2 separate regions of the Homo sapiens genome follow, and region 1 is linked to region 2. A link is a loop called in an ENCODE intact Hi-C map of the cell type or tissue named here. Cell type or tissue: Caco-2. All regions are shown on one strand.

The links. A loop is a pair of places that touch in the nucleus more often than their neighbours do. Peaks named below come from ENCODE experiments on the same cell type or tissue, not always from the same donor. Only the 100,000 strongest peaks of a DNase experiment are listed, where the experiment ranks them.
Region 1: a loop joins it to region 2, with 9 times the contacts of the local background. A loop is called at or near these places in 21 of 110 quality-filtered maps.

The regions. Positions count from the first base shown.
Region 1 is chr7:10,937,314-10,942,313 of GRCh38, forward strand. COXFA4 (cytochrome c oxidase associated subunit FA4) reads right to left here and starts at 2,840. Exons shown (of 4, transcript NM_002489.4): 1 at 2,703-2,840; 2 at 1,495-1,583; 3 at 777-834. The coding sequence starts at 2,744. LOC107986767 (a long non-coding RNA gene) reads left to right here and starts at 2,943. Exons shown (of 3, transcript XR_001745091.3): 1 at 2,943-3,418. RefSeq lists enhancers at 2,823-3,092, 2,977-3,897 and a silencer at 3,123-3,372. In Caco-2, no CTCF peak of the experiment used is centred here; DNase peaks (open chromatin) are centred at 2,878 and 3,198; H3K4me3 peaks cover 2,844 bases.
Region 2 is chr7:11,209,667-11,214,666 of GRCh38, forward strand. No RefSeq gene overlaps it. Among named protein-coding and RNA genes, the nearest start is that of PHF14, 240 kb to the left of the region's middle. RefSeq lists enhancers at 2,510-2,559, 2,650-2,699. In Caco-2, a CTCF peak has its summit at 2,621 (motif pointing left); a DNase peak (open chromatin) is centred at 2,625.

The sequences.
Region 1 (5,000 bases), 270 kb before region 2:
GTTCTGTTGCCCAGGTTGGAGTGCAGTGGCGTGATCCTGGCTCACTGCAACCTCCACCTCCCAGGTTCAAGCGATTCTCCTGCCTCAGCCTCCCGAGCAGCTGTGATTACAGGTACCTACTACCATGCCCAGCTAATTTTTGTATTTTTAGTAGAGATGGGGTTTCACCATATTGGCCAGGCTGATTTCCAGCTCCTGATCTCAAGTGATCTGCCCGCCTCAGCCTCCCAAAGTGCTGGGATTACAGGCATAAGCCACCGTGCCTGGCCTGCCCTTGGTTTTGATGCTGTGCAGGGTCTTTGTATGCAAAATTTTTTACACATAAGGAAGGTTATGTTTGGGGAATCAATAAATGGTCTCAGTCCATGAAATCATTCTCTAGAAGAGTAGTTCCACAGACTACTCTAAATTCTCATGCCCCACAAAAGACCAGCTGAATCAGAATCTCTGGGGATAAGGCTGAAGAATCTGTGTTTCAACAAGCTCTATGTATAATGAAGTTTGAGAACACTGTGTTAGACTACCTAAGAACTAAGAAAATGGTAAATGATAGCTATACTATTTTTCCTTCTTTTCTTATACTAGCAATTAAATACCTAGCAAAAAATATTTATTAGAGCAATATACCATTTTCATTTCACAGAACTACCTAACAGCTCTTTAAAGTTCAATATAATGGAATTTTACTCGTATATCCAGTTTCAAGAAAACCCACCCCATGACAAAACTTATTACAACACAATTTCTAACAACTTTAAAACAATTTTGTAGTTTACCTTGTATTGATCATTGGGACCCAGTTTGTTCCAGGGCTCTGGGTTATTTCTGTCCCAACTAAAAGAAATAAAACATTACGACTGTTATAATAATAAAGCACTATTTAGTGTTTTGTACTAAGAATACATTTTTGAACAGATCAATCTTATTTTCTATTAGATGAGGTATGGTGTTATTTCATTATGAAGTTGAAACAGGTAGAGGATCTATAATAAGCAATCTCATGTAATCAATTAGAAAAAAGGTAGAACACAGAATCCCTATCACAAGATACTTTTTATCTGGCTTTCACAAAACCTTTCCATTTAATTAATAAAGTGATATACAGAAAAGTGCATAGAATAATGATGAATCAATCTTTTGATTGTCTATTGTTTTTCAACTGCAAATGTGCAAGTGAAGGCAAAAAACATTTACATGTGCCGAGAACCATGATTATTTTATAAAAACAATTATTTTTATGTCAATCCTCAAAACATTACAAGATTTGGTATTAGCAGTTCTACTTTACCAAAGAGAAAACGAGACTCAGAGAAATTAGATAATTTCATGAACCAAAAAAAGTAAATGAAAACAGCAGATTTGAGATCTGAACTTATTGTATGACTGTAAATGTAACATTCTTTCTACTACCCTAATGTTATCGCCCTACAGAGACTGTGGCTCCTAAACTGCCTTGATCAGCTATCAAAGTTTTAAACATTTTTAAGTACTTACCAAACATCTGGATTGAACAATGCCAGACGCAAGAGATACAGTGTTGCTCCAGTAGCTCCAGTTCCAATAAATACAAAGAGGGGGATCAACTAAACCAAACACAAAATAGAATAACCATCTTCAAATACTTAAAACACTGGCCAACGAGAGATTACAGTAGTTTCTGCACATTGATTTCCAAGTCTCAAACTGTTATTGGACTGTTTTGTCTTAAAATTTAAATAAAGTAGATCTTACATTGAGGTAAGATTTCTTATAACTGTGTTCTAAAGAAAGAAATGGAATTTGGAAAGGATGTTAAGATGACTCTGGTTTAAGTGTCTTACTTTTTAATGTGGAGCAAATTATAGGTACATTTTTAAATTTCCAAGAAAATGTATCGAGTCTTCTTCACCTCTCTAATATTTACATGTCATTCCCATTAAATTTTCTGGCTTCCTTTATCCTGGGGCTTGAAAAACAAATTCTTTGCAAATTATTTAAGGGTGCCTCTATAAAGATGTATGAAAAATAGAATCTGAATAAGTAAACGTATCTATTACAAATACTGGCTTTAAGCATTATCTCTGAAAACGTAATGCTACCAATGCTTGCTGCGTATTTAGGGAACCGGATTTAAGACAGATTAAAGATTGCATAGACTTTTAGCTCTACAGCACATTGATGTGCTGAGGAAAAATGAGATGCCAAAGAACTTAACTGCAATTTCCACACTTCGAAATTTTCCCAAAAGCAACGACGTCCAGACAAAGTGAGGATTCCAAGATCACGGACCCCTCTTATTTACCAAAAGGCCTGGTGGTGCAATGCGGCGAATACAAGAACCTCCAGAGATGGTATAACACATAGGGAACCTGACCTATGCTAGTCTCTGACCCACACAGCGCACATCTATCCCTCCTGGACCGCACAACCTGCAAAAGAGAGCGGCCACCAGACTGTTCCAATATTCACTAACTAGAAAAAACTAGGTTTTTTTTCCGAGCAGTGTCCGTCTCCTTCCTCCTGTCAGACAAAACCCCACAATGCATGGCGTAGAGGGTCACAGAGGCCTGGGACAACTAAGATGACAAACACTAGGCGAGGCAGGGTCTGGTCTGACGGACGGTAAGTGGCTGTAAATGAGGACGTTCCCAGGGAACAGAAAGAGGCGCACCCCGACGCAAGAAGGACAAGGGAAAACATTAGGAGAGCGGTCACGAACTTACGCTCGGATGCTTCTTGGCCTGACCGATGATCTGGCGGAGCATGTTTGCGGCAGAGGTCTCCGACTGGAAAGGAGAGAACCGACCTAGCCACCAGGCCCTAAGCTAAAAATTATCTGCAATGAGACACTACGGACTTCCAAAGTCACCCAGGACCTCCTACCTGAAGGACCCTTGGCTGGGAGGGCAGCTTGCGGCAGGAGGGCCCGGATGCGACTGTCTTTAATAGTGCCTGCTTAGATCTAACCCCTCATATGTTCGTCCTGACCTGGTCGGACCATCATCATTCCACTTCATAGTGAAATGCCTTCATTGCCGTGCCATGCATATTTCTGAGGGGAATTTTTTTGGTCGAAACGAGGACTCTTCGATTGACCAGACAGGCACTTTCCAAGGGTGCCACGTACTGAGGAATGCGGTCGGAGCGTGGGCGCACGGGCCGCGCGCTCCGTGAGTAGGGGGCCTCTCCCGCGGCGCCTGAGAGCCGGGTCCGCGCGCAGAGGCCCTGGGGGCGCGCGTGCCGGGTGCGCGCTGGCCAGCTGTGACTGCCGCTGAGGGAGCTGCGCGGCGCCTCTGGGAGCCGAGCGCCGGGCGCCTGGAGGGCAGGTCGGGCCTCTTGCCGCTAAGGTCAGCGGCTGCGGTTTGAGAAGACTGCAGCTGCTTCCTGTGTTACGCTGTCGCAGACAAGCAGAAGTTAAAAACTAGTAAATGACTTAAAGGTGATAATAGTCCTGGCAGTGTATTTCTGAACCCTCAGATCCTGGCCCTCGGTTGAAAGTTCGTCGCCACAAAGACCTTTCCAACACGCCACTATCCCCCGTCCCTGGTCCCAAATTGCATCTTTAAAATGTGTTTTCAATGGTCGTGTAGCTACAGATAATCTTTCCCACTACCCCAGTCGAATTTTCATTTGTCTTTTGTTTTGTTTTCTTCGTTGTTTTTTTTACCCGAAGGACTTCCATAGGACAGGCTTTGCGGGGGAGGGTGGGGGGATTGGGATAAAATGTACACTCTGAACCCTCTCCAATCTCATACGTAGCTTAAAGCATTAATCAAATGATCAAGCAAGTATTAATAATTGGGACTAGAAATCATAGGAGAAGGCTCCACCGGAAGTTACACTAGCTCTGAAGGAGGAGCGGACATTAACCAGGTGAAAACGGAGGATGCAGGTGTACAGGGCGGAGGTAATAACACGTGAAGGTCTGAAGCTATTGAAAACCCGAGGGAGCTGTATGAGGTCTAGTGTGGCTGGAAAGTAAAAGGGAGAGCAAGGTGGGGATCAGATCTGCTGGGCCAATAACCGCTTAAACATCATGGGTTTTATGTTGAGAGCTTGGGAAGGTTGTGTTTTTAAATGATTGCTTTGTGAATAATTGATTAGAAGGGATAAGCGTGAGAGGGGAAAGACCTATCAAGGGGCCATTGCAATAGTCCATAATCTGTGTGACAGATAATGGTAGCTTGAACTAGTGTAGAGAATGTAATGATGAGAAAAAAAGATTCCAGAGATGTTTAGAAGGTGGCACCAACAGGACTTGGTGGTTGGCTCTCCAGGAGTGAGGAGAGAGAAGTTAAGAATAATTTCAGAGGTTCAGTTTTGAGCAGCTCTGTGGTTGTTGATGCCAGTTATTGAAATAAGCCGTAGAGAATGATGTATAAGTGCCTATGTAAAATTCAAGTGGATCTCTATGGGGCAGAAGAGAACTACACTATAAGTATAAATTTAGGACTCAGTTTACTGATAAGAAATGAACCCATGTGACTGAATGAGATTACTTAGGGAGAGAAAGTTGACTGAGAATTTAGACAGAGGACACAGAGCCGAGGAATTCCAACATGCAATGCTTAGAAGAGGAGGTATGGCCAGTAGGTAGGAAAAAAAAAATAGATGGTAACTGTTAAGGTGATATGTCATGAAGCTTATCAAGACTGGTGTCTTTTTTCATTCATTCAGCAAATCTTTCTTAAGTACCTACTCTCCACTAGGCACTGTTCTAGCCACTAGAGTTATAGCAGTGAACAAGAAAATTACTCTGCGTTGCTAATGGAGCTTACATACTAATTGAGGAAGACAAACAATAAACAAATGAGATAATTTTTAGACAGTGACAAGCCAATAAAATAGAATAATGAGACAGACAATGACATGGAAGAGGTGGAGGAGAGGAGGTTACTTTAAGTAGACAGGACAGGGAAGGTCCGTCTGAGGATTTCTGAGTTGAAACCTAAATGAAAGGAAGGAAGTAACCTGGTAAAGATGTGGGAAGAACACTAAATTAGTAAGAGAAATGGCTTTGA
Region 2 (5,000 bases):
TTATCTATGATTACTTATATTTTTAGTTATTGTGAGCTAATAATAAAATACACCTGGGGAGAGAGTTTGTCAAGGTGCAGAGGGGAGTGTTTGTATACTCTTGGTGGCAAAGTCATTTGGTGCATTGTTTTAGGAGACAGTTTGGAAATATGTAGTTGAATTTAAAATGTGAACTCCCTTTGATCATGCAATTTCACTACTAGGAAAACTCTTCTACTGATATGCTTGTATAAACATGCAAAGGTAGATAGAAGGATGATCACAAAAGTGCCCTTTAGAAATGAGAAATTGAAAACAAACTAAACATTGGTCAGTAAAAGAATTGATTAAATAAATTATAGTGCAACTTCACGATGAAATATTACTCAGTATTAAAACAAGTAGTGTGCATTGAAAAAAGCAAGCCCTAGAACAGTTTGTGGTGTATAATTCCATTTTAAAATATATATACATGTGTGGATCCCAGTAATGAGCACCTGCAGTCCCAGCTACTCGGGAGGCTGAGACGAGAGGATCCCTTGAGCCCAGGCATTCGAATCCAGCCTTGTCAACATAGTAAGGCCCTGTCTCTAAAGAAGAACAAAACATTACACACACACACACACACACACACACACACACACACACACACACGTATGTATGTGTATATTATTATATATACCTGTGACATTTCTGGAAAGGAATAAAAAGTTGGAACTATCACTCTGGAAAATGTAACTGAGGGGTGGTTGTAGAGGCGAAAATTAGATACTATTGTACAAGGTGAAAACATAGTACCAGCATCTTTTACTTATGTAAATTTTAAACACTCAAAAATAAAAAGCGAAAGGGACTATAATTATCTTTCAGGATTTGTTTTGAACACAGACTGCCTCAAGATAGGTAGGTGACCCAAATGACTAACTGAGGAACATCCTTTCATGTGATCTTATCCCCACTGAGTAGGTGTTTCCTTTCTTCTTTTTACATTCAGTATAATTTTCAGCAACTGCAAAATATGTCAAGAAGGGGGAGAAGTAAATTGAGTAAAAATGGTTGTATGGAATTAGAAGAAAACACCTATAAATGGTAGGGAAAAAAGCCTTGTTGACAGTCATCAACCAAGAGGAGTGTACCATCTACTTTGAAATTTTTTCATTTTATTTTAAATTAAAAAAAATTTTTTGAATGGCTGGAGTTCTAGCAGCCAACTCGCTACTCTTGACTGCCTTTTCTGACTATTTTTGTCTGAAGCTACTGACAATGCTATTTTGACTGAACTCATGGTCATTTCAACCACATTTAATTCTCAAGAAGTAGAAGTTCTTGTTAATATTCTTTCCCATGTATAGCTGTTGCTGATGTTCTCGCAGGTGAGGGGGAGCCAAATTGTTTAGAAAGAACAGTATCTCCAGTTCTTGGAAGGATTTTGAGCTGAGAGACCACCAGAGATGTCACCACTGTTTGATGTTACTTGCAAAAAAAAAAAAAAAACAAATTCTTTTCAAGAAGCCTATACATAACTGGTTAAAGTGAACTTTTTGATTGAATGAACACTTTATTAAATTGACTACTTCGCTGGTATTGTGAAGTATTTTCTATGTGTTAGGTCCTGCTAGACACTGGGGGTATAAAGATAAAAGTACGTATTCTTATGAACTTTACAATATAGTTGGAGAAGTAAAGACATGATCCACAAATTACAATATAACATGTTAATTGCAAGGAAGTGAGTGGGTACAAGCTGTAGTCAGCAGGAAACACACACGCTGATATTTATAACTGAAAAACACACGGTCACTTTAGCTTATTAATTAGGCTGGAAAGAATCTACTATGTAGAAACCATCCTAAGCATTTTCTAAGAGGAGCTATACGTTGTTGTAAAATCAAAACCTAATGGTGGGGATGGTGATCCTGGAGGGGAAAAAAAAACATAGAATGTCATGACTGTCCATTTATGACACTCATCCTGTTTTCATTCTTGGAAGGTCCTCTTTTTCTCCAGATAATGTTGCTATTAAAAACTCAGTGTCCTTTTGTGTAGTTTTACAACTTAGGTAATTGAGAAATATTTTCCTTCTGAATTTTGCACAAGAAACAGACAATTAGATTTGCACTGCTTGCAAAAACTTAGGAAATTTTGAGGCAAAAGTAGTAGTTATTAATGAATAAACAAGAGAGCTTTTGACATCATTAAAGACCACTAGATTCCTCCTTCCTGTTTTAAAGCCTTCCACACTTCTCAGTTCCATTTACTTTTAATTATATGATTATGAATAAATCACATAAAAATAATAGATCTGGGTACATTAATTATGTATTGAAAGACAAGTAGATCCAACAGATTAAACAGAATAGAATAAGTGTGTGTATTTAGTGATTTTTGTTTGGCTGTCTGCTCTAACAAGCACCACCCAAATTTACTGTTGTGTGCAGAAAAAAGAGAGAAAAAGGAATGTGACAGGTAATTCTAGGACTGTGTTGAACTGAAAAAAAATTACATAATTAAATAGCTCCAAGGTGTACTGTATAACAGTTCTTATTAGTTCTCTAGTTTGATATTTGGGGCCCTTCGGAATGAATGTGTTCTAGCTTTCTAGAAGGCTTTGGAGTTAGCCTTGCGCCATCTGCTGGATCATGTTAGTATTTGCATCTGCACTAGAATGGGGTGTTGGAAAGACATTCAGATTCACATTTTAATGTCTTTTGCTACTAGCCATGGCAGAGGATCCCCCACCATTTTTTTTCCAGCTTATAGCATTTTCCTCTGAATGTGCTTTATCTTCTCTCTGTCTTTGCTGCCAGGAAGATGCACCTAATTAAGCAAATTCCATTTGTTTTTCAGATACGGTGTGTCTAAAATATGGCCTCTGCAAACAAATGAGATGTAGAGGACAGTGGGCGGGTGCACAGATCTGAGCCTCCTCCCATGTGCTTGCTTGGATGCTTATGTCTGTAGGCAGGGGACAAAAAACATAGTCAGATAAGCTGAACTACTAATGTCTTATTTTATTCTTTCTGTTTTTATAAAACATCTTGTAAATAAAGGTGTCCTCATTAGGTTTTATTCGGTAAATGAACTTTGTCTGATATAAGAAACAGGGAAATGTTCTGGTAAAGAAAAAAGGAATTGCTAAAACAATGAACATTTAAATTATTAGGTTTACAGAAAGATCAACACTTGAAATTATGACTGATAATTTCTTATTATTCTCTGATAACTAGACTGCTTTTGAAAACAAATCATTGGCTAAACATTTCATGAAATTCTCTCAAGGACTGGGATGAATTCCAAGATGGCTTCATTGTTATATGTAAACAAAGGCAAATAAGCAAAGCTGCAGAAAAATGCCCAGAGGACATTTTCTCACTGGATAAACACATGAGGTCTTACTGGTCATGGGTTAACTACTTCACATATTTTAGATCTTTAAATTGCTGGAGCACTCACATGGGAAACAAGTATAGCCACTGTTTTTATGATGAAGATTTTGCCATAATTTCTTTGTTTATCCTTTTGTCATTTTGTGTGCATTGTGGTACTCGTGGATGAGTGTTATTGGTATTTCTAACTGCACTGTAAGTCTAAAAAACTGCAGTATTCCCCATTTGACTCACCAGTCCCCATTTAACAAGTTAGGAAAAGAAATGAATTTGAGACACTGAGTTCCTGTCTTACAAATTGTGGGATCTCATGGAAAATACCAAGTCAGACAGCAAGTTAGCATTTTACACTTTTAGGATAATAGGTCAGCAGGAATGCAGCACAGGAGAAGGTGCAAAGGTCCAGAGACTAGGGACATAAGGATCTGACAGCTTGCTGCAGTCTTGTTATGCAAGATCAGCTGTTCAAGAGCAAATCTGTTAAATCTCACATTTACTTCTTGTCTGACACTGGGGTTGGCCACTCAGCAGATGCAGATGACAAGAGGAAGGCAACTGTAACAAAACAGAGCCTTGCATGTCAGGGAAACTTCTGTCATGGCCCGTTTTCATTTAACCTCAGCACTGAGTCCCATTAGAGGAGCCCTCTAAACACCTCTCTGAGCTGCTTTGATCTGAAAAGACTGAGTTTCATGAAACTTGGGGAAGAAATAGAAAGTATGTATATGAATAACTATGGGTGAAAAGTCTTGGATGAGGCCACTTTCAGAAGACATTTGTTATTTCAAGAGTGTTTGATTTAAATAGGAGAGTAATAGAATAGAATAATAGCGATATAAGTATATAGGAAGTAAACTCCATCATTACTAAGTAAACAGCTGCCATCAGCAACTTTTCTATATAGTCACAGCACCTTTGAGGGCTCTCTTTGCAGCAACAAATGATAGGAATGGAAATTGGTCCCTTCCTTCACCATATATGTACAGGTGATCCTTATTATTTGCGGATTCTGTGAATGTTGCGTATTTGCGACTGTTGGGGAACATGGAAATCTACAGTTTAAACGAAGTTCCTAGATGATTCCTACATTATAACATTTGCAAACATAATTGTAGGCTCCAAAAACAGAAGCTTAGTCATTGACAAGCTGTGGTCACATGGGAAGCTCAGTACAGCCTTCTTTGTCTTCCCCTACCCCTCACTCCAATGGTAGATACTTATAATGTCTGGAACTTGGTGGGTTTATGGACCTTTGAGGCAAAAAGCAGACAAAACACTGGTGAGTTCTCTTCTTAGGAGTTGTTATGGATATCCTAGATCTTGTCTTTGGGAAGGCCTAGAAAGTCAGAGATCTGAAGCAGACAGAGTAAAGTCACTGACAGCTCCAGTCCCCTCTACCCGATTTGAGATCATGGTCTTTATGCCTCCACAGCTCTGCTTCATGAAGACAGATGGGGAACAACCCCAGTGCATTCAGTTCAACCATCACCCTGTGCCTGGCCCTTCCAGATGTACCCTCAATCCTTTACCTCTAGCCTTCTCTTCCACCACTCTCCTCTCACTTACTTTGCTCCAGCTGGACAGGCCTGCTAATTGGTCCATGAACACAGCGCACTCATTCCTGCCACAGGGCCT